Linked DNA regions of Mus musculus: all the other regions are linked to region 3. A link is a loop called in an ENCODE intact Hi-C map of the cell type or tissue named here. Cell type or tissue: left cerebral cortex. All regions are shown on one strand.

Region 1 (8,000 bases), 210 kb after region 3:
GTGATTCTGGGTAGAGTAGATCTCAGCTCATTGCATGCCTCCTAACCACACTGGCCCTGAAGGGAAGAAACGGGCCATTTATCACTTTACATGAGGATAACAGGCAGCTCCAAGGCAAAACTGTCTAAAGCAAGGGGTCAGTTAGGTTCTTTTCCAGTTTATTTAGAAAAATAGACTCTTTGAGTTCACATTCACCCCAGAGCTATATGGGATGACAATAAGGAGACACCTGAGATGAGCTTACAAAGATCTGAAACAATGAGACCAGAAACCCAAGCCCTTGTCTGCATATTCCAAGTGACACAAATGGCCTAGCTTTCCTTCTGTCCCATTAGTACTCTTCAGCCATGATCAGTAAGACAAGACTGGTCCATCCTTGGAAGGGGCGGCAGCCCATGCCCCGCCCATCCTGGTCACTGTACTGCTCCCACAGAAATCCGGTAGCCTGGTATTGCTGGCGGACGTTTCTCACTACATTGGCCCGCAGTTCATGGTAGAGTTTGGCAGCCTGAACCTTGTGAGGACCCTCCACATGCCCATAGTGATGTAGTGCCCCCAAAGCTAGGTAGTTAATATTCAGCCACACGGCACCTCGCCAGTAGGGTGGATCGTGCTCAGTGTTACGCTGTTTATAAAAGAGGCTAGAGGCTGAAAGAGAGCGCAACCCAAAAGGGCTCCAGAGATGGCGACTATCAGCTAGAACGTCTAGCAGGGGTCCTAAGCGGGGTGAGCTGGGGTCCAGCAGCTGTAGTAGCAAAGGAAAAAGAGAGACATAGCCCAGGGCATCCACATACTGTAATCGAGGTGGAGGCCTGCCTACCACCCTAACCAGCCCCTGTGGGGGCCTCGACTTGAGCTGTACTGCTTTTGTGTGGTTCCCAAAGTCAGCAAAGACCCCCAGCTCAGGAGCCCAGTGCAGCTCATCAAGACTTCCAGGTTCTTCTAGAGAGGCAGCCAATGGGCCCAGCTCTGCAGCAGCTTCAGTCTCCCCAAGCTGTTCTGCAAGCTGGGACAGCACCCGGGCACCCAGTGCCACCCAGCAGCGCAGGTCCAGGTGCCGCTCTGCTGTGGAAGGATGCGAGGCCCTAGGGTAGTCATCCAGGCCTGAGGGCAGCGTCTTGGGGTTAAGTAGGGTAGGCAAAGCTAGGTCCCTGCCCCGCCAGCGGTAGGATAGTGGCACTGGCCCTGCCTGACTTTGATGGAGCCAAGAGAACCAGGCATGCAGGCGGGGGAAAGCCTTGCGGAGAAAGGCCAAATCATCAGGGTCATGGCCTTCTAGCATGTGTACGACTGGCAGGAGCAGGGTTGGGGGGTTGGCATGGGCTGCCCGTTGCACTAGGAATTCTGGGGGCACTCGGGCTCTGGCCTCATCCCCCAGAATCTGCTCTCGCCCAATCCAGCCGTCAGCATTGAGCAGCCCCAGCCAGTGTCCTAGGGCCTCCCGGGTGAGGTGGGGATCCCATCGCTGGACCACTAGCTGGTGAAAGCCTTCATCCCAGAGGAAGCCTCGTGGGAAGAATGACCTAGAAGGCACCCCAGAGAAAAGAGGGACAGGTGGAAACAGGGCAGGGTCCATTTTCTGTTCAGACCCTTCCATGCTAGTGTCTGGCAACACTAAACCCTGTCCATAGAAGTAACCAATCCCACCAAGAAGGCCACTGAGGGCAACCTGACCCAAAGCCTGTTCCTCGGGACTCAAGCCCTTCTCCTTTAGCTGGAAGGTCTTCTCAAACCGTTCCTTGAAGGCTGCAGCATGGCTCTCCAGGGCCTGGGTCAGTTGGCTGCCTACCAGCCGCCCAGAGGCTTGGTTTCCTCCTGTTGCCGCACTGCCAGATTCAAACACAAACTCCACAGAGAAAGGGGCTTTCAGTGTCACCTGCTGGATCAAGAATTGCCCTTGCCCACTAGGGCCTCTCTCCTCCCACTTCAGAGATCCAGGCAAGCCGAGGTAGCGGTCAGGAGAGGCTCCTGGGGGCCGGTGCTGAAACCAGCTGTTTAGGCGGCTCTTTACCATATCTGTGAGCTGTGGCAGCCCCGGGTTGGAGGACCAGAAGACATTGTAGCTTGAAGGCAAGAAGACAAATAAGGAGTGTTATTCATGAAAGGGATGCCTCTCCAGTCCCACTGGTGGGAAGGGGAGGAGGGAGTCATAGAAACCAGGCTAAGTCAATCTCCCAAGCACCCCTGTACCACCCTGCACCAATCCTCCAGTTACCTGCCATGCTTAGGGACAGTGTCTCCTGGACTGGTTGGCGGCAGAAGTGTGAGGCGGAAGTCACCAAGTTCACTGGTGTGCCCACTGATGGACTTCAACTGTCCTTTGGCTCCGATCTCTGGTAGTAGGACCTCTTGCCCATCTGTCACCACGTAGAAGAACAGGGACACCAAAGGGAAGGAAGGTGTACCTGAGGCCTGGGTGACCAAGGAACACACAAAAGCATCAGAAAAACATCTTTTTGAGACCCAGTCTCAGCAGGGATTACAAGAACTGTGGCAAACATACATCTGCCAAGACTGAGGGTAGGTAGATCCACCCAGTGGGCTGAGCCAAAGGGCCCTGAACAGGATTCCTCCTGGAAATGACAGAGGCTTTAGAATTATACGTAGATTGTTTCAGTCAATCTTTTAAGTTAGGCGTCACTGTGATATCTACTTTACAAACAAGGAGATGGCAGACATGGTCAGCCAGGCTGGTGTCCCGGCTGTCAACCTCCATTTCATACTGCATTTGCTGCTGAAAGGGAAGGGTGGGGAAGTCTGGGCTGTGCAAAGACGATCCTGATGCCCTGACCTGAGGCTCTACGGTCACTCTCCAGCTCCAATCCCCTCCGTGCTGACCCCCAGGCCTCTTGACGAACTCAGTGGTGAGCCTTAAGGCCCCATCGTGGATATGCTGCCGACCGAAGGTGCGGCCATCGTGGAACTCCCAGCCATAGGGACCCACGCCGTCTCCCTGTTCACACGTGTGCCTGAGCTTAGGAGGGGTCCCCGGGGTGGCGCCTTGCTGTGCCCACATCAGTCCTGGGAAGCAGAATGGCCACGTCAGTCAACAGAGGCTGTCTTAAGTCTTCGAAGACTGCTGGGTCCTCCCCACTCACCCGCCCCAGGGTTACCTGTGAGCAGTGGTTTGGGGCTGCGAGTCTTCATGCCGAAATAGACGTGTGGGCGGTAGGTGCCCCAGAAGAGTTCCGGGGCCACGGCAGGACTGGAGGAGTCCGGCGGCAGCGCAGACGGCGCGGGGTGCAGTGTGAGCGCGCGGCGCACACGGAGCCACGCCAGCACCCAGCGCCCCGACAGGCCGAAGGCCAGCGCCAACACCACCACGGCCAGGGCCGCGCCGCTCGCCGAGCCCCGCGCCCCACCAGCCCTGCCATCCCGCCGGCCCGCCGCCCGCGCCCTCTCCAGCGGCCGCGCCCCCTCTGCGGCCGCAGCGCGCCGTCGCCTCTCGCCCCGGGCCATGCGGGCAGCCTGCACGCTCCCCGGCTGCCACCGTGCGGTCAGCGGACCGAGCCTTCGCCGCGCGCCTCCCCGAGCGCCCCGCCCCACCGGAAATCCCGCTTTCACGTCAGGTCCGGCCCCGAAGCCCGGAAGCGCTGTGGCTGGTTGACTCGGTACGGAGACCAGGACTCGATGGGTGAGAAGCGTCAGTGGTTTGGAGTTCAAGGGCTGGGAGAGAAGCAATGGCATTCTGAGCCTCTTCTCTTTTGTCTTGCTTAACTACTGATTATGGCCTGGAGAGATGGCTCGACGGTAACGGCGCTGGCTCGCGAGGCTGACGACCTAAGTTATATCCCCTTACCCAGGTCGTGGCAGAAAGAAATCAGACTTACGCAAGTTGTCCTCTGATCCTCACATCAGGGCTACAAATATGCATACAGCCTCGAACTTCCACGCGTATGCTGTGGCATGAGCGCACTTCACCTCCACACGTTTACACACACACACACACACACACTCGCAAGCACAAATAAAATGATTGATAAATAAATAAATAAATAAATAAATGCCAGACGTGGTGGCTCTCAGCTTTAATCCTAGTACTCAGGAGGCAGAGGCAGGATGATCTCTGTGAATTTGAGGCCGCCCTGGGATACACAGTGAGACCATGTCTTTAAAAAAAAAAGTACGAGTAAGGAAGAAAGCGGGAGATATGATTTAATGGTTAACGTATTTGCTGCTCTTGCAGAGGATAGTTCAGTTCCCAGCACCAACATGGCATCTTACAAATACGTCCGGAGGATCTGATGGCCTCTTTGGGTCCTACACACTTGTCCATATGATCACACTAATGCCAGTTTCCCGTTTGGGGGATATGTTTGTTTAGGTTTTCCTCCAACTTGCTATGTAAAATTATGTTGGTTAAGACAGTCTTGCTTTGTATATAGCCCAGGTTGTCCCAAAGCTTGATAGTGATAGACAGCCTCCTGCCTCAGCCTCCAGAGTGTCAGGAGCTAGGGACTGTTAAGCTATGTTTACGTATCACTATCCAGCTCTAATCTGGAAGCAGAAAACGGTGGCCTAGGAAATATAAGTACCTGGGTCCAAGCCACAGAGCTGGGAGGGACTAGCTTAAAACCCAAGTGTGTATGAATTAAGCTATTTCACTATTCATACTCTGTACTTCCGTTCCTCCTGGAGTGGACTCACAAGGAAGCCCAGGTAGGGTCTGTTTCTTTAAGCAGTTCTATAACTTCAGACAAGTCTGTCTCTAACAGCCTATAATTTTATTGATTGATTTTTAAATTTAAGACAAAGTCTATATCCCTGACTGGCTTGGAACTTGCTGTGTAGCCAAATCTGACTTTGAACTTTTGATCCTCCAGCTTCTACCTTCCCAGTGCTGGGTTACAAGCACACAAGTGATTGGTGTACTCAGTGCTAGCCCAGCACTCTGCCAACTGAGCTACCGCCCAGGCCCACTCACTCACTCACTCACTCACTCACTCACTCACTCGTTCAGTTCTAGTGCCAGAGAGCAACTTAGGAACTTCTGCATGCTAGGTACTGTAGTGACACTTTTGAGACTTTTGGAATTTTTGTGTCCTGAGAAAACATAGAAATGTTATAAGAAGGTGCTTTCCTTTTAATCCCAGGTCTAGGGCTGTGGGCTGCGCCCGACTGGCCGCAGCAGCTGACCCTGACTTGCCTCATGCTCTAGCTGAAATGTGGTTTTGCCAGTTGCAGATAATTTCTGTGATTGTGTGACATACAGAATTCTGGAAACTTTCCAGAGGGTGCATAAAGGGAGGGTCTCAAGAGGCAAGGTTGGTGGTTGGTGGTCATTCGGGGGTGTTGGTTACTGTGGTCAAAGAAGAAACAAAAGAAATTAGATTCAGGGATTTTTCTAACCCCTCTATCCTGTTTCTCTCCTATCTAGTGTTAGGGGTGACACTGGATGTGGGGAGGGGATGAACCCACCAAGTAACAGCTTACTTCACTGAACTGTATTTTAGTCCTTCGCCCACCACTCTTTTCTGGAACTCCAACTCTGCAAAGGTATTTTCTTTCCTATGGCCCAGGAAACAGAATTTACATCTGTCTGGAAGCTGTTCCGAGGTAGTACCTGCACCTCAAATTGACCAATGAGCAACTTAGGGGCTCACTATGCAGCCATGGTTTCCTTGGTATTTACATAGCCAAGCTTTGCCTTCAACTAAAATGTGTAGTAGTATTTGCATGTAACCTATACCTGGCTTACAGTGTATCTTATATTAACTAAATAACTTATACCTAATGTGATGTAAATGATATGTCAATAGATCTATTATTTAGGGGATAATAACAAGGGGAAATCTGTACATACTCATGCAGGTACAACTTTTAAATTTATTAATTTGTATTCGGGTGTGCATGTTCCACAGTGTGTGAGTGGCTGTCAGAAGACCATGACTTGCTGTTATTCTTCCCTTTCCCCATGAGGGTCCCAGGGATCAAACAGGCCATCAAGCCTCGTGGTAAGCAGTTTTACCCGATGAGCCATCTGTTCAAGCCCTGGATGCCCTTTGTTTTTGTTTGTTTTTTTATTTTAATCTAGAGTATTTTCATTCCTAAGTTAATGGAACCAACACAGAACCTTTAGATAGGTGGACAAGCCTATACTATTCTTATTTGACAAATGAGAGTGGACAGTGACAGATTTATCTGTCCCATGTCATAACTACTTAAGGGCAGAGCTGACTGGGATTGACAGCTGTTCTGGTTTTGTTTTGTTTTTTGAGACAGGGTTTCTCTGTATAGCCCTGGCTGTCCTGGAACTCACTTTGTAGACCAGGCTGGCCTCGAACTCAGAAATCCACCTGCCTCTGCCTCCCGAGTGCTGGGATTAAAGGCATGTGCCACCACGCCCAGCTCTGTTTTTGTTTTTAAGATTCATTTATTTATGTATATGAGTACACTGTAGCTGTACAGATGGTTGTGAGCCACCATGTGGTTGCTGGAAATTGAACTCAGGACCTTCGAAAGAGCAGTCAGTGCTCTTAACCACTGAGCCATCTTTCCAGCCTGACACCTGCTGTTTTTAACAAAAACTCATTCAATTTTACCAGTGAAGACTTGGGAGCCAGATGCTAGGGTTAAAGCCTGCTAGCTGAGAGACAGAGAAAACACCCAGCAGACCTTCCTCCTCAGCCTAAGTCTCACCGGGAATGACCCTCTCTCACAGTCTCAAGCAATTCTACTTCCTGTGTGTCTATCTGTTCCCCTGACTCTTTCTCTCTATCATTTTTTCTTAATAAGCCCATGTTCACTTCCTGACAACACTTGGGCCTGTGGTTGCTTGCTCTACTTCTTGACCTACAGTTGACTTTAATCTTGTTTACAATAGTTCAGAAAGCTTTTGGATTAAAGGTGTATGCTAAGGCTGAGCCACACCACAACTATTTTCCAGTATTCCAGTATTTTCCAGTAAGTAACACAATCTTGGGGTTCACAGAATGGCCAAATATCCTGCAGCACACACCCCAGGCCTTCAGGGAGATGTCTTTCTTAAAGGATGGCAGCGAGAGAGCCTCTACTACTCATTTAGGCAGGGAAGAATTACAGTATTGCTGGGGAGTGGGGCCCGAGTTATCTGGTAAACTACATAGCTATTCTTAGCTGGGCATTCTTAAGTTCTCTGGCAGTGGCTGTGGGCTTTTTTTTTTTTTTTTTTTTTTTTTTTTTTTTTTTTTTTCTCTCTTCTTGTAATTCAAGGTGAGAAACAAAGGGGCTGGGAAGGTGGCCCAGTGATTTGAGCACTTGCTGGGAAAGCATGAACTGACTTGGGATCCAGCATGCTCACATAAAAGGCCAGGGCGCATCCGCAGCACTGGGGTAAGGAGATAGGGGATTCTGGGTGCTTGCTGGCTAGGTGGGGTAATATATGCCTGTAACCACAGCACTTGGGGGATGGAGATAGGGGATTCTGGGTGCTTGCTGGCTAGGCTAGCTGAAAAGAGTAAGGTCAGGTTCAGTGAGACATTTTATCTGGAAACAAGACAAAACAAAACAATAACAAAAATCCAAAACAGATGGAACATGGTAAAGGAAAATACACAACCTTTGGCTTCCACATTTGCAAACACAGGCATGTGCACCTACATACATATACATACACAAAAAGAAAACAATGATACCGTAACCCAGTGTACACACACACACACATATGCTAGAGTGTCTTTATTTATAAAATATACAGTCATTTATTCAAAACTAAAACTTCTTAAAAGAATACTCTTGTGGCTGTAGTAAGAATGTTGGTTTCTTTAGAAATTCAGTTATGTTTTAGTGCCAGGTGTGGGGTAAGAAGCTGTGTCCCAGCCGGTGATTATGAACTGCCTTGTGCACTAGCAGGGGTGTGATTTTTACCTGCTGCAGAGAGATTAATTCTGGGGACTCTGGAGAGGGCCTGCTGCAGCTGCTGATCCCTCTTGCTGCGGCTGCATTTGCTGGATATTCTGATGATGAAGACTGGACTTGCCCCAAGGAACCCAAGGACCCTAATCAGCAGGAAGTAGCCTATA
Region 2 (8,000 bases), 100 kb after region 3:
GTAGAGCGCTTGCTTGCATAGCATTCACAAAGCCCTGGGTCTGATCACTAGTACCAGTGCTGGTGCAGGTCTGTGAGTCCCAGAATTTGGGAGGTAGAAGCAGGAGGATCAGGAATTCAAGGCTAGGCCACATTCAAGTTAGGCCCATCCTGGGATACATGAGACCCTGCCAGAAGGGGTTGGAGGGCAGAGAACGGGATAGAGACAGAACTTATAGGAAAGGAAGGAAGGAGAGAAAGAAAGGAAGTCAACAGGAAAGGCTTCTCCATCCTAAAGCCTTGGAACTCTCTCTCTCTCTCTCTGTGTGTGTGTGTGTGTGTGTGTGTGTGTGTGTGTGTGTGTGTGTGTGTGTGTGTAAAACAGGTGCCTGCAAAGGCAGAAAAGGATATTGAACACCCTGGGACAGAGTTACAGACAAGTGTGAGCTGCCGTGTGGGCACTGGGAATCAAACCCAGGTCCTCTGAAAGAGTAGCCAGGGCTTGTATCTGCTGAGCCATCTCATTAGCCCCAGTTTTTTTTTTTAAGTTTTATTTTATTTTATGTATATGAGTACACTGTAGCTGTACAGATGGTCGTGAGCCATTGTGTGGTTGCTAGGAGTTGAACTCAGGGTTTCTGCTCTCTCCAGTCCAATGTTATATGTAAACACACTGTAGATACACACCAGAAGAGGGTGTCAGATCTCATTATGGATGGTTATGAGCAACCATGGTGGTTGCTGGGATTTGAACTTAGGACCTTTGGAAGCTCAGTCAGTGCTCTTAACTGAGCCATCTCTCCAGCCCTTGTTTTTATTTTTAAATGGCCTTGAAACAGTTCAATACCCAGTAAGTAGAATTAAGCTTCAATATTTTTTCTTGAGCCTCCCATCAGAAGGAGTTTATAAACATCTCAGCAGCAGTGAAGTTACCCAAACCAACAAAATGTCTGCTCATAGAAGCAAAAGGCTTGGGCTCTGTGCTCTTAATATGAGTCAGTATGTGTAAGTGCACTGTGGGAGAGCCGACCAGGCACAGTGGACTGAGTCTTTATCTCAATTGGTAACCCCTGGCAATATGGTGTGACCAGCCACCCAGTTCACCTCCTTGAAGTACTTCCATCCTGAGAAGACAGAAGCAGTTGGCAATCCACCATAGCTGGCCACCTATGGATGAGGGTACTGAATGCTGGGATATCCCAGCTTGGGCCAGGCCCACCTGGTTGGGACCTGGGTCAAGTTCTCATTAGCTGCTGAGTAGAGTGAAAATGAACTCAAGCATTCATGAATGCTTCTCCTAAGACTCTTGCTTCTGTGTGAGATTCTCTGATCACAAAAAAGAGGTGGCTGTGTTCTCATGCTAATTATGTTACCCCATAACCTGTTTGCAGTGTTCCACAGGTAGGACTAAAGGAAGCCTGCCCCCAGTTGTTTTTTACCAGAAGCTAATGGCTGGGCAGGGAGACAGAGGTGGGAATTTTAAGATTCCTGGGAAGGGACTGAGGAAGGAGGAAGCGGGGATTCCACTGTAGTGAAGGTGTAGGACAGACCACGCCAGAAGGGCACAGGTAGGAGAGGCAACCGACACGTAGGTATAGGGGGAAGCCGCCCAAGGTGAGCTTCCCAGCAGGGTCCGGGGCATCAAAGATGAAATATAGATTCAGTAATTATTAACTCCAGAATATTGGAGGGGCGAATATGTTAGCCGAGGGGAAGTTTGGGAGTGTCGCAGCCATTGAGCTGCTTAGGGCATATTGAAAACAAGGCTGTGTGTGTGTGTGTGTGTGTGTGTGTGTGTGTGTGTGTGTGTGTACGTGCGTGTGTGTGTGTGTGTGTGTGCGTGTGTGTGTGCATGTGTGTGGGGGGGGGGAGTTTAGAGCAGATTAATCAATTACTGCTTCACAAAAGCACTTATTTTCCAGGGCAGAAAACATGTCTCTTATCCATGCTCATCGTGGCTTAAAGGGTCTAGTCATAACACATTCTAGGCTCGAAAGAAGCTTGAACAACCTGTAAGAATTGAGTTCCTAACTTATGTTCACATTGAGAAAGGGATTGGTAATAAGAAAGAAAAAGATGGAGAGGGAGGAGAGAATATGCTATTTCCATCCATTCCTACCAGCCTAGCTCTTTCACCATAGGCCAGTTCGGCTACTTGGAAGGCATGGTGACTGACCAGTGACAAGAATGTCATTCACAGGCTTTGGAGTCTCCTGTTTCACAGCTTCACTGATTGCAGACTGGATTGTGCTTTGTGTCTTTGAACTTTGGTCTCCTGAAGTAAATATGGGATAATGATATACCTCTCTCTCAGGGTAAGGTAGGGATTAACAAAGATGATTCTACTGCCTGCTTCAAACTGTCACAGAGCTACATCGAATCAAAACAGCACAGTACTGGCAAGCAACAGCAACAAATAAAAGCATATTTGACAAGCATAACAAGAATATACAATGGTGATAGATCAGTTACTTTATCCATCAGTATTGGGAAACCATGGAAACAAGATACCTACCTTCTGCCATCCACAGGAACTAACCCAAAATCGATTAAACACTCCAGAGTAAAACTTCCAAGCCAGTGACAGGAAGGATGGCTCAGCGGTCAAAGGCATTAGCTTCCAAGCCTGAAGACCCAAGTTTGATCCCCGGTTCCCTGTTCCCACGTGGTGGAAGGAGAGAACTGGCTCCCACAAACTGTCCTTTAGACTCCACATTTTCACCACAACACAAACCTCTGCCCGTGAAATGAGTGTAAATATACTTTCAAAAAACATTTTCAGTCCACAAAACTTCCTTCCAAAATGGAGGGAAGGCTTCTTAACAAAAGTCCCGGTGGCGATTTTCATTTTTGTTTTTGTTTTTTGATTTGCCAACACAAGTGACAAAAGCCAGCGGGTGAGGCAGCCTCAAATGAAAGCGGCCAGTCACTGCAAACCTCAGCTCAATGAAAGTACCTCCCAGTGCCGGGGTTCCAAGCGCATGACCGCCATGCCTGGTTCACGTGGTACCAGGCATCAGACCCAGAGCTTCCTGTGCACTGGGCAAGTGCTTTGAGTCATACCTCCAGCCCAGAAGGACAGGAGCCTCAGGTCTGCTGTGTCAGTGAGAGGGAGGGGGTAATAGATTCCTGACAGTCAATGCTGAAGTAGTCCAAATTCTATGGAGAACCCCCAACCTGGCTGCACTGTACCCACCAACAGGTTGGCTCTTGAAGGAACATGCCCTTGAAGGAACTTACGAGTCCTTTTGGTAAAATCCACGGCACCTCCCTGGCTGCTGGCCCTGATCCCTGGGCCAGCCAGCTCCTGCTGAGGCTTGCCTGGTTTCAGGGACCACTGGACTTTTTGCAGGCCTGAAAGATGTCCCTTTGAGTCGCTTTTTCTTTGAGAGTAACTGGGAACTGGAAACCCAATATGAATTGAAGGGAAATCTGTGGAAACAGCACAGAGAGGGAGAGTCAGCTTCAGAAGCAGTTTGGAGGATGTGGGGCGTCTGGATGGAGCCGAAATCCCGACGCTTGGGGAGGCAGGATTCCACCTGGGAACCAGCGCACCAGGTGCTGGGATGAAGGTTCTGTCAGAATACAAGGGCCCCACCTCTCAGTCTTGCCACTCTGCAGCAATGATGACAAGCAAGCCCAGAGAAATAAGTCCACATTTAAAGCTTGAAGCATGCTCTCTGCTTCTGCTTCTGCTTACCCATCATTATAAAATCAAAACATCATGGCTCAGAAGTAATTATGACACGCTGCTCTTACAGAAGACCTGAATTTGGTTCCCAGCACCTATACCAGACAGTTCACAACAACCTGCCTCTACCTTTAGCTCCATGGGGCCTGATAGCCTCCTCAGGACTCTGAGCCACCTGTTCTCACGTGTGCACATAACTAACTACATACAGACACATCAGTTTTTTAACATCACATCACACCGTTGTTAAGTCAGAGATTATTTACTACGGACTTCAGGTCCTCCAAGTCAGAAATTCTGTTTCAACAGGAACAGCCCCATAGTTGCCTTGTGCAGATTCTAACAGAGCTGCTGGTTTCTGTGTGTTCTAAATGTTGGTATCTGTCATTGATCATAGCTGGGAGCGCTCATAAATTCAATGGCTATATGTTGGGGGAAACTCTGCCCTAATCCACACAGACAAAATGCCCAGTCCCTAGAGACATGTTCAGTCCAGTCTTTTTAATATGAAAACATGACACTGTCAACTACAAAGTTCACACCTCAAAAACTGCACAATTGAGTTACAAAAAAAAAAATTAATGCCAAAAAAATTGGGAGTGTTTGAGGGGTGTGTGTGCATGTTCACATGTATGGGCTTTTGTGTGTGTACACATCGTGTGCTTGTGGAAGCCCAAGATTGATGCTAGATGCCCTAGCTATTCTCCATATTATTTATTCAGGCGAGCGCTCTGACTCAAACCCAGGGTTGGATGACTGGGTAAGTCTAGCTAGCCAGCTTGCTCTAAGGATTCCCTATCGCTACCTTCCACGTGCTGAAACTGCAAATGCCTGCCACAGGCACCCAACGTTTACATGTGTTCTGGGAGCTGAACTCTGGTTTCCATACTTGCACAGCAAACAGCAAAAGCTTCCCCCACTGGGCTGTCTCCACAGCCCATCAGAAAGTTCTTAAAGTAAGCTTACGGTTCTGTGTTGGGCCACAGTCAGAGCTAGTTAGTGTTCTGTTGGGCACGCCTGCTAGGACATGGCACACTGGTCTACCAGCTTCAAGGACACACTGCCAAGAGTCAAGGACAGAGACAGCTCTCTGTAGTCCCCAACTAGGAGTGCTGATATGGTGGTAAAGACAGAATTCTCAGACACCCCCCCCCCCTGGGCTTCACATGAGGTTTTCAAAGCGTCTTCACCTTGTTCTGGCTGTCTCCTCTTGTAGCTTGTGGGGTCCAGCTTTTTGACCCCAGCCTTCTCCTCGTCCACCTTCATCACTACAAAGGAAAAGATGGACAGAGCTTCAGAACATTAAAGGGTACAGGACACTGGGAAGATGGCCCAGTGAGTGAAGTCTTGCCTTGCTAGCAGAGTTTGATTCCAAAATATACTGCCCCTGCCCCACCCTGAGATCTTTTTTTTTTTAAAGATTTATTTATTTTATGTATGTGAGTACACTGTAGCTGTACAGATGGTTGTGAACCTTCATATGGTTGTTGGGAATTGAATTTTTAGGACCTCTGCTCGCTCCAGTTAACCCCGCTCACTCTGGTCCAAAGATTTATTTATTATTATGCATAAGTACACTGTAGCTATCTTCTGACACAGCAGAAGAGGGCGTCAGATCTCATTAAGGGTGGTTGTGAGCCACCATGTGGTTGTTGGGATTTGAACTCAGGACCTTCAGAAGATCAGTCAGTGCTCTTATCTGCTGAGCCATCTCACCAGCCCCAGAATACACTTTAAATAAAGATTTATTTATTTTATATATGTGTGTGGAATCAGATCTCATTATAGATGGTTGTGAGCCACCATGTGGTTGCTGGGAATTGAACTCAGGACCTCTGGAAGAGCAATCAGTGCTCTTAACCACTGAGCCATCATCTCTCCAGCACTTCCCCACTCCAAACCCACTTTTAAAAACCCAGATGTGGTTCTGCACACTTGCCATCCCAGTGATTGGGAGTTGGAGACAGGGGTTCACTGATCATTGAGCCTAGCTGAATTTGAGAGTTCCAGGCAAAAATGAGAAAGCTTGTCTCAAACACAAGGTGGAGGACATGCAGAAAAAACGGTACCTTAGGTTAACCTCTGACCTCCATATGTACAACATACCTGTGTCATGTTCACCTGAACACACATACACAAAATAAAATAGAATTGTAAATTTAAAAAATAAAATACAGATGAAAATGGCTGTCATTAATAGGTAGCATTTTGAATGCTTCCCATTTATGACTTAATATTAGTATTGGTATTAGTATTAATTTACTTCGCTGAGGATGCAACCCAGAGCCTTGCCTATCTTAATACACAAGTATTCAACCACTGAACCTCACCTCCAACCATACTAGTCCCATTATACAGATACCGAACTGAGGCACCAAGAATTTTAATTACTGCCAAAATAGAGAAAGAGAAATTCAAACCCAGATTGTCTGTGTTGGGAACTACGCAGAGTTCTTAGCCTTAGGATTTCTAAAACTACAGTTCTACCATTAAAAAATAATAGAAATATCAAACTTGACATTAAAAATGTTTTGAATACCTGAATTGATCAACTACGAACTGCTGGTACAAAAGGCTTATTTTTGTTTGTTTGTTGTTGTTTTGATACAGGGTCTCATTATGTAGCACTAGCTGGCCTGACATTCACTATGTAGACCAAGCTAATCTCTAACTCACAGATACTCCCATCCTTGCCTCTTGGGTGCTGAGATTAAAGGTAGTCACCACAACACCTGGTGTGCTTACCACCACACCCGCCATGTTTAAAAACTTTTGTGCAATAGAAAGGGAGTGACAAGAGCCGGGCATGGTGGCACACCCCTTTCCTTCCAGGTCTCAGGAGCAGAGGCTGGTAGATCTCTGTGTTTGAGTCTAGCCTGGTCACCACAGTGAATTCCAGGTCAACCAGGGTTACAAACTGAGACCCATCACAAAAACAAACAACAGTAGCAAAACATGCTCAATTGATTGTGCCAATAAATGTCACACCTGTAGAGTGCTATCTATCAGTGCTCTTAACCACTGAGCCGTCTCTCCAGCCCCTCCCCATTCCGAATCCACTTAAAAAAAACCCAGATGTGGTATTGCACACTTGCCATTCCAGTGATTGGGAGTTGGAGACAGGGGTTCATTGACCACCCAGCCTAGCTGAATTTGAGAGTTCCAAGCAAAAATGAGAAAGCTTGTCTCAAAACACAAGGTGGAGGGCATGTGTCTGATGACTGGCGTGCATTCGATTTGATCTGTTGTCTTCTATACCAGGCCAGTGTCACTGCCATATTGGCTGTTAAGTATTCTGAACATCACTGATGGAAATAACTGTCTTGGGGGATGGAGAGGAGGTCTAGAGGGAAAGGCTAGGGCAGGGTGTCTAGGTGCTGGTGCAAAGGCTGGCAGACCTCCAAGATGCTAGCTTTCCTTAGCTTTCTTGTAATGATGGTGCCATCTCATTAGCAAATTTCCCTCTGCTGTTTCAAATCTTGACATCATAGCACATCTGGAAAGCCCCATATAAGGACAGAAATGAAGAGTAAGCCCTATTCTTAGAAAACCCAACCCACTCCTGAAGGTCCCCTAACATAATTCATGGACAATTTACCTTTAAAATGTGCTGTGCAAAATTCCAGTGGTGGCCAGGGAAGTGGCTCTGGGTAAAAGCACTGCCCCCAAAGTCTGGGGAACTGAGCTCAATTCCCACAATTCACATAAAGGTGGAGAGAGAGAAATGACTACACACAACTGTCCTCTGATCTCTCCAAACTGGCATCACACACACACACGCACACACACACACACACACACACACACACAAAATGGTGAATTAAAAAAATTCATATTTAAACATCACAACAGTTCAATTCTCTCCCCTTTAATGCCTGTACTTTTATCTGAATGTCTACCTTTGCCTCCACAAGACAGCATCTCACGTATCTTACAATGGCTTCAAGCTTGATGTGTGAACACACACACACACACACACACACACATTTACACATTGGAAAAACAGCAACAAGGAGACTAAAATCATTTGCTCCAAGTCATAGAGCCAGCTCTGGTAGAGCCAGTACTGAGTTTCTGAGTCCTAAGCCCAAGGAAGTAAGGGAGGAAAGAATGGAAGAGGAAGGAAGAGAGAGAGATGAAGAGAGAGGGATGAAAGGAGAGGGGTGAAGGGAAGGGAAGAAGGGATGGGGAGGAAGGGAGAGGGAGGAATGGTGAATGGAGGGTTCTGGGATAGGCTTCCACCAGACACCCACCTTTGGGTTCCAGGCTCTGAGCACTGTCTGAATTCCTGTACTCACCACAACCAGGGCCCCATAGAAGCTGTCACTTCC
Region 3 (8,000 bases):
ACTCAGGCTTGGCAGCAAGTATCTTTACCAGCTGAACCATCTTGATGGCCAGAAACCAAAAGGTTTCAATAAACAGTTTAGAACAATTAAACCTCAAAGAAAAAATCTAAAACTGCAGGAGGCCAACACATGCCTTCAGAATAACAATCTGAGATTTAATTTAAAAAAAAAAATTAAATTATATGATTTGTATCTATTGAGGTTTGGTCTGTTGCTGTGGATTGTAATGATAAATTCTGTAGCTTACAAGCTTTTGTTGTACAAACCTTGTCCTTAGTTTGAATTGGTTACATAAAAATTGGCAATAGCCAATTACTGGAGAGGTGGGTGGGTTCTGAGTTACCTGGTTGGGGTGGAGAATCAAGACGAGGAGGAAGAGAGGAGGAAGCTGCCTCCAGAGGAGAAGGACCATGAGCCAGAGGCCAGGAGAAAGTATGTGGGGTATACCCCTGGGGAGGTAGCCAAGCCAGCAGTTAGAAAAGTAATTAGGGGTTACCCCCCAGTAATTGTCAAAGCCAAATAATCATAGTCTGAGTCTCACTTACAAATATAAATTTGTAAGCTAGCTGGGGATACGTTTAAATTGGTTCAACGTCAGTATCTGTGTGTGGGTATGTCCATGTGAGCCCAGAAGAGGCTGCTGGATTCTCTACAGCTAGAGTTACAGGCAGTTGTGAGCTGCCCCATATGGGTGCTGGGAGACAAACTGTGTCCTCTTCAAGAAGAGCATGTACTCTTAACCACTGACCTATTTTTCCAGCCCAAACTTGATAATTTGAGTAAAATCAAAAACAGGGTTTCCCTAAAAAGTAGTACTTCACATTGTTCAACATGTAAGTCTCCCCCGTGCAAGCACTTTTTTAGGTGGCCTTACTCATTTCTTGACGATATTCTCACCAAGAAAGCACTCAGCACTTCAAGTGTCTCCACTCAACCACAAAACCAAGGCCTTTGACAAGTAAAGTCTAAATAAATGTATTTTATAGATAGCTGTTATATACAATAATTATACCTATAAAAGAAAATTCATTAAATGAGATTTTAGCAAACTCTATAAATCTACAAGTGAATGTTTTAAAAAACTTACTATTAACAGCAATCCATTCATTGAGGTCCTCTCCCTCAGGCAACATAACAGCTTGCCTCAGATTGCCACTTCCGAGAGTCGCCTCTGCATGCTTCAAGAGCTCATACTGATGGGACCCTTCAGGGATATTCTTCTTTGGTTTGAATGTTTTCGAAGAGCGGCTGCTGCTGTTGGGTTAAAGGTAAAAAGGTATGAAGTTTTAGCAATGAAAGAAAACTGGCATTTTAAGTGTATAAACGGCTCTATGAAGGGACTGGAAAGATGGCTAAGCAGTTAAGAACATGTATTGTTTTTACATACACACACACACACAAATAAATAAATATTGGAATAAATAAGCTGATCAATAAAAAGTACTCCCTAAATAAGGCCAAAATGGAAGAGGGGATGATGACAAAAAAGAATGCAGCAGTGTCAAACGTTTGCCCAGCATTAAGGAGGCCCTCGGCTCCAGACACAGACACACAGATACACACACACCTCTATAAAAGCAAGAGCATAGACTGAATAGATGACTGTCTAGTTAAGAGCACTTGCTGCACAACATAAAGACAACCTGTAATCCGACTCTAGGAAATGCTAGTGCTTTAGGGTACTTAGGGAGAATATTGTCAAGAAATGAGTATGGTCAACTAAAAACGATTGATAAATGCAAAAAATGAGAGGCTTATATGTTGTATGAACAATGTGAAGTATTACTTCTGTGGTAATGGGGAAGGAGATGGGGATGTGACTACGTGAATAAGACTAGCCCCATAGGATCATGTATTTAAATACTTAGGGAGTGGCACTATTTGTAAGGATTACGAGGGATGGACTTGTTGGAGGAAGTGTGTAACTGGGGCTGGGTTTGGGGCTTCAAAAGCCCAGTACCAGTCTGTCTGTCTCTTCCTGCAGTTACTCCCAGTTACTTCTCCAGCACCATGTCAGCAGGTATGCTGCCATGCTCCCCACCATGATGCCAATGAACTAAACCTCTGAAACTGTAAGCAAGCCCAAATTAAATGTTTTCCTTTGTAAGAGTTGCCCTGTTCTTGTGTCTCTTCACAGCAGCACAACACTAAGACAAGGAGGATCTCTGGAACTTGCTGGCTTCCAGCCTAGTGGGGATAAAAAAGGAGTTTCAAGTTCAAAAAGATACCTTGCCTTAAAGAAGAGGCAAAAAGTGATAGGAGGCCCCCAATGCCCTCTTCTATGATGCTCTGTGTATCAGGACACAGCATCACACAGTGTGTGCCTACTCCACACTCACAGATCTACATATATGAAACAAACAAGTAAAAATTTAAAAGTGTTAGTGCAGGAGCAACACACAAGTTGTTGCATAGGACAATCTATTATCCCCATCTACCAGAGCATTTAACCAAGCAGTTCGTGTGGGGGAGGACACACTGTAGATTCTAGTGCTTGTTATAGCAACATCTTAACAATGCAAATCTACTCCTTCCATGCACTCGTAGATATGGAGTGTATATCCACATCATGGGATGCTGTGCAGTAAAAATAGGTAATGTGGTATATATAGTCAAAGCATAGCTGAACACATTACAGAACCAAATTAGAGCAAAGTCTATTTTGGTAACCCATAGAAAGCACAAACAACAACAAAACAGAAAAAGCATTAAAATAAGACATATCAGAATTGTGACAACATCTAAAAGGGGAAGGGAACAGACTCGTGGACTTACACCTTACCTGTGAAAGTAAATTTTAAATAGTGTAAAAAGTAAAAAATTATGAAAGTACTAGACTAAATATCATACTTTATAAAGAACTATATACATTAGAAGGATCACCCCAGGAACACATGGAGACAGGAAACTGAATAACAGGAAACTGAATATGGAAAATTAACATTAAATGATTTCTTAAGATTCAATAAGATCTTCATATGATAAATTGAGGTTTGTGCTTCAAGGGCTGAAGAGATGGCTCAGTAGTTAAGAACACTTGCTGTTCTTGCAGAGGACTGGGGTATACAGCTCCCAGCACCCACATGGTGGCTCACAACCATCCACAACTCCAGTCCCATGGGATTTGATGCCCTCTTCTGGCATCCGTGGGTACTGGATGTACATGGTATACATACATACATACATACATACAAGCAAAACACTCATACTCATAAAATGAAAGTAAATCCTAAACTGGGTATACTGGTATACATCTTTAATCCCAGCACTCTGGAGGGAGAGCGAGGCAGATCTCTGGGAGGTCAGCCTGGTTTACATAGTTAGCTCCAGGACAGCCAGAGCTACATTGTGAAACCCTATCTCAAAAAAAAAAAAAAACCAAACAAGCAAAAAAAAAAAAAAAAAAAAAAAAAAAAAACTAAATAACTAAATAAATCTTTGAAAAATACACTTACATTCTTCTAATGATGCCATCAAAACAGTTAAAATAACGCTGAGGATGGAAGAAGTCACAGATGTAATGAGACACTCATATCCAAAATACATAAAGAATTCTTACAACTGAAACCAAAAAGTCAGACGGACACAACCACTGCACCATATACACACGTGGAAATGTCACAGTGAAACCCATTAATTTGTACAATTAACAGATGCTAACAAAATAAAGAACAATCTGATTTTAAAATAGGAAAAGGATCTCAATAAACTCTATCCACAAATAGTCTGAAAACACAAAATACAGACACAGACACACACACACACACACACACACACACACAAACGATGCTTAACATTGCTGGTCATTGGGAGAATGTAAATCAATAAATTCCACTTCACCCTCAGATCTATCAGTGGTAATTACCAGGCAGGTGTGAACTGAAGAATTCTGAAAACTCAATACAATGAGAATGGGATGTTAAATGCAGTGCAGGCTTTAGAAGGCTTGGCAGTGCCTCAAAGGCTAACATGCAAAAACCTCACTAAGACCCAGGAGATACCATCACACACACATACCCAAAAACCTATAACCAGCTGCTCACAGCAGCGTTATTCAGAATAGCCAAAGAGTGGGAAAAACTGTCCATCGGTTTAAGTTATAAATAAAAACTTCCATTTACCTCACCTGGCTGAAGAGCTATGGACAGTCCACAAGAAGAGTCAGGTTTTTCAGGGACAAGCTCAAATAGACTCATAATGAAATAGTCAGCTCTACACCCAAGTACATACAGACGACACTAACTGGATCCATTACGTATGTATGTTGTATAGACGTAATATAGAATATAGATAAGAGAACATGAATTTGAATGGGAGATGAGAGGGCACTGGAGGAGTTAGAAATGAAAATACGCATCTATTAAGTTCTCAAAAAAAATAAAAACCTTAAAAAAAATTCACATGTGGGCCGAGATGAAAGCACCCACCTTTAATCCCAACATCTAAGAGGGCTCGAGGCCAGCCTGGGCTACATAGCAAGACCATTTCTCAAAACAAAACCCCCACATTTAAAGGAGGCCTGTCCTAGTGGCCGAGGCTGTATCCTGGCTCCTTGGGAAAGCAGAGGCAGGAGGAGTCCAGGTTCAAGCCCCGCCTGGGCTAAGAGAAAAGTCACATTGGAAGGAGCAATGCCCTCTTCCCAAATGCAAACCTGTGGGAAGCCACTGAGAACCTGCGCCTTTCTTTCTCAGCCTGGTCTGGTCACCGAGGCACTGCACATTTTCCTGCGCTAGCCGATCCCGGGGCGGCAGGCCCGGAGCAGCCCTAGGTCGGGCTCCGCCCTCCGCTTGGCCCCTCGGCCCGGCCCTGCCGACCGACACCCGCCCCGCCCCGGCCCGGCCCGGCCCACTCACAAGAGGAAGCTCATCCTCGCTAGCCCGAGGGGCCGTGGCCCCCGCCCCGTCAGACTCGGCGCCGCCGCGGGCACCGGGAGGCAGAGGACGGTCCGCGGCTCTACAGGGCTGCCGAAGCTTCACGGCCCGGGTTTGGTACCGAGTTCCAGCCGCCGCGACCAAGCACCGACCGCGGGCTCCTCCGCGCTGCCTCCCACAGCTCCGCGAGCCAAAATGCGGAACCAAGAGGATCTCGCGAGACCGGGCTTCTTCCCGTCCCGCTGAGCTTCACCCTGCCCCTTCCTGAGCTCAGCCAATCAGTATTCTGTGGGCACGGGAGGGAAATGGGGCCAACTAGGCGCCGCTGTCAACTGTTCCGTGGCCGAGGGACGTCTGCCAGCGCTACTTGGTGACTGTTTCGCTATTTAGAAAAACTTGATGTCTTCTCCTAAAGGAATGCTATTCTGGCCACCTCGCCTGTTGATGGACACCTGGGAGGTTTCTACACACACACTGTAACGCTGCTATGAATGTCCATGTGCATGTTCCGTGTGGGAGGATATGTTGACACCAGGTGACACTATGGTAGAATGAAGAAAAGAGGGGGGAGAAAAAAAACCTGTGGAAATAAATGAAACTGCAGATGCGCAGTGGCAAAGATCCAGTATTTTGCCGGTGGTTTAAAACCATTTGAATGCCACCTGTCACATTAATGTCATCAATTTTATTTTATCAACTTTTGGGTTCCTGTTTGTTTGCGTGTTGTTCCTTGGTTGAGACAGGATCTCAGGTGTTCCAGGCTGCCCAGGCTGGTTTAAAGTTTACTATGTCGCCAAGGATGACCCTGACCTCCTGACCGTCCTGCGTCTGCTTCCCAGGTGCGGGAATTACAGGCTTGAGCTACCACCTGCCTCCTTCTATTAACTTTTTAAACCACCTTTTATACATTTGTATTTATTAGTGTGGTATGTAGTAGTAGCTGGTTCTCCTTTTCTACCTTGATGGGGGGGGGGGCAGCCTAGGTTATCAGGATTATTCAGTAAGCTTTTTCTTTTCTTTCTTTCCTTTTTTTCACTAACTTCTGTAAATTTGTATGTGATTTAGAGTATGTGCCTTGATATATTTTTTGAATCTTTTGTTTGTTTGTTTTTGGTTTTGTTTTTTGTTGGTTTTTTTTGTTTGTTTGTTTTCCTGGTTTTTTGAGACAGGGTCTCTATGTAGTCCTGCTGTCCTGGAACTTGTTTTGTAGATCAGGCTGGCCTCGAACTAACAGATATCTTCCTGCCTCTGCCTCTTGTCCTTTTATTTGTTTATTTTTTTCATAAGTATATTTTTAAATAACATATTATTAAGGTTTGAGTCTGTGTCCTTATGTTTATATCAAGTCAGGACAAGCATGATGATACACAGCTTCTTTAATCCCAGCACTGGGAGGTAGAGGCAGATGGGTCTTTGTGAGTTCATGGCCAGCTTGGTCTGCATAGCATGTTCTAGGACAGCCATGACTACATAGAAAGACTCTCAAAAATTATATGTGTGTGTGTATGTATGTGTGTGTATGTATATATATATATATATGTATATGTGTGTATACATATATGACATTATATGTATACACACACATATATATATATATGTATATAACTATAAAAATATGATGTGAGAGGCTTGATTAAGAGCACTTAATACCTGTATAGTATAGTACCTGAGTTCAGGGTCCAGCATGCACACTGTCTGTAACTATCTGTAACTTCATTTCCAGAGCATCTAACACTCTCTTCTGACCTCCACGGGCATCAGGCATACATGCATGTCACATGCATGTAAGCTGGCAAAACACTTATAAAATAAAAAAAAATCTTCTTTTAAAAAGGAAAAAAATGCTGGGTGTGGTGGTGCACGCCTTTAATCCCAGCACTCGGGAGGCAGAGACAGGCAGATTTCTGAGTTCGAGGCCAGCCTGGTCTACAAAGTGAGTTCCAGGACAGCCAGGGCTACACAGAGAAACCCTGTTTCAGAAAAAAAAAAAAAAAAAAAAAAAAAAAGCAGACTAAATGAACTCCAGGTTTGTTGTTTGTTTGGGGCTTTTTTCCATCTTTTAATGAAATGATTCTTAAAATTGTAGAATTATTAAATCTATGAGGAAAAAACTTATTAAAGACACTTCTCCATATGTCCAGCTTTAGGGAGAGAAAGCCTTAGGGATTAAGGTGTAAATCTTTGGTCAATATTTAAAGAGGATATCAATACAATCCTCTAAGGAGTCAAAGATAAGGTTTCCCAGTGAGTAAGGGGCAGGGCAATTTGGTCTCCACCAGAACAGACAGCAGCCAAACACACACTGGGGTGCTTTGCTCACTCTGGCTCAGCAGGATCAAGAGATAGCGTCATACGATCTGGTTATAGCAGATGTGGGAAACAGAAGGTAAGCGGCAGCTCAGAGGGCCTTCTTGTTCCCCCCTCTTCTGGGCTGCTCCCCTCCCCCACCCCCAATCTTCCTTCAGTTCCCCTTTTGAGCTTCCTTAGGCAAAATTGGCCACCGTGACTTTTTATTCTGTGTAAGCATCCTACACCCTCATCTGCAGAACTCCAGCTTGTCCCTACCTTCTCGCACACAGAGCCTCTTCCCCTTGCTGCGGACACTTCAGGTCCTGCCTTTCCCAGACAGCGGATCCCCCTCACAGGTGAGGGAAGAAAGACATTAGAAGCTCTGAGCTGTTCCTGTTCCGTGTCTCAGGTTGAGGACTGTGAAAGAGAAATCTCAGTGTGTCAGAAACAAAAACCTGCTCCTGGCATATGGAAGTTTTATTCTGAAAATGACTTAAAGTCCCTGGTCAGAGCTATAGACAAAACAAGGCCTCTTTCCTTCTGGGGCTTACAGTGGGTTACACAAGGTAGGTATGTAGGTGTGTCTTTCCTTTAGGCAGATCTCCTGTAACCTGGGCTGATCTCTAGTTTGCCGTGTAAAGCACGGGCAGAGTGGCTCATGCTTTTAATCTCAGCACTTGGAGGCAGAGAGACAAGCAGATCTCTGTGAGTTTAAGGCCAGCAGGTTATATAATGAGATTCTATCTCAAAAAAAAAAAAAAAAAAAAAAAAAAACCCCATAACACGGGCTTAGTAGGTACCTGAGGATGTCCTTGAATTTCTGATCCTCCTGCCTACACC

The links. A loop is a pair of places that touch in the nucleus more often than their neighbours do. Peaks named below come from ENCODE experiments on the same cell type or tissue, not always from the same donor. Only the 100,000 strongest peaks of a DNase experiment are listed, where the experiment ranks them.
Region 1: it touches region 3 in a loop (2.1-fold over the local background); 3 of 42 quality-filtered maps call a loop at or near these places.
Region 2: a loop joins it to region 3, with 2.1 times the contacts of the local background. A loop is called at or near these places in 5 of 42 quality-filtered maps.

What each region holds. Positions count from the first base shown.
Region 1 is chr6:83,111,040-83,119,039 of GRCm38, reverse strand. It overlaps Mogs (mannosyl-oligosaccharide glucosidase), which reads right to left and starts at 3,534. Exons shown (of 4, transcript NM_020619.3): 1 at 3,114-3,534; 2 at 2,792-3,021; 3 at 2,216-2,412; 4 at 138-2,063. The coding sequence starts at 3,459. The coding sequence ends at 332. In left cerebral cortex, a CTCF peak has its summit at 3,506; DNase peaks (open chromatin) are centred at 2,935 and 3,566; H3K4me3 peaks cover 1,629 bases; H3K27ac peaks cover 1,105 bases.
Region 2 is chr6:83,221,606-83,229,605 of GRCm38, reverse strand. It overlaps a transcript of Slc4a5 not described here. Among named protein-coding and RNA genes, the nearest start is that of Slc4a5, 12 kb to the left of the region's middle. In left cerebral cortex, no CTCF peak of the experiment used is centred here; no DNase peak of the experiment used is centred here.
Region 3 is chr6:83,323,121-83,331,120 of GRCm38, reverse strand. It overlaps Mob1a (MOB kinase activator 1A), which reads right to left and starts at 5,082. Exons shown (of 6, transcript NM_145571.2): 1 at 4,854-5,082; 2 at 1,088-1,254. The coding sequence starts at 4,867. It also overlaps a transcript of Mthfd2 not described here. In left cerebral cortex, a CTCF peak has its summit at 3,142 (motif pointing left); a DNase peak (open chromatin) is centred at 5,120; H3K4me3 peaks cover 1,973 bases; H3K27ac peaks cover 1,372 bases.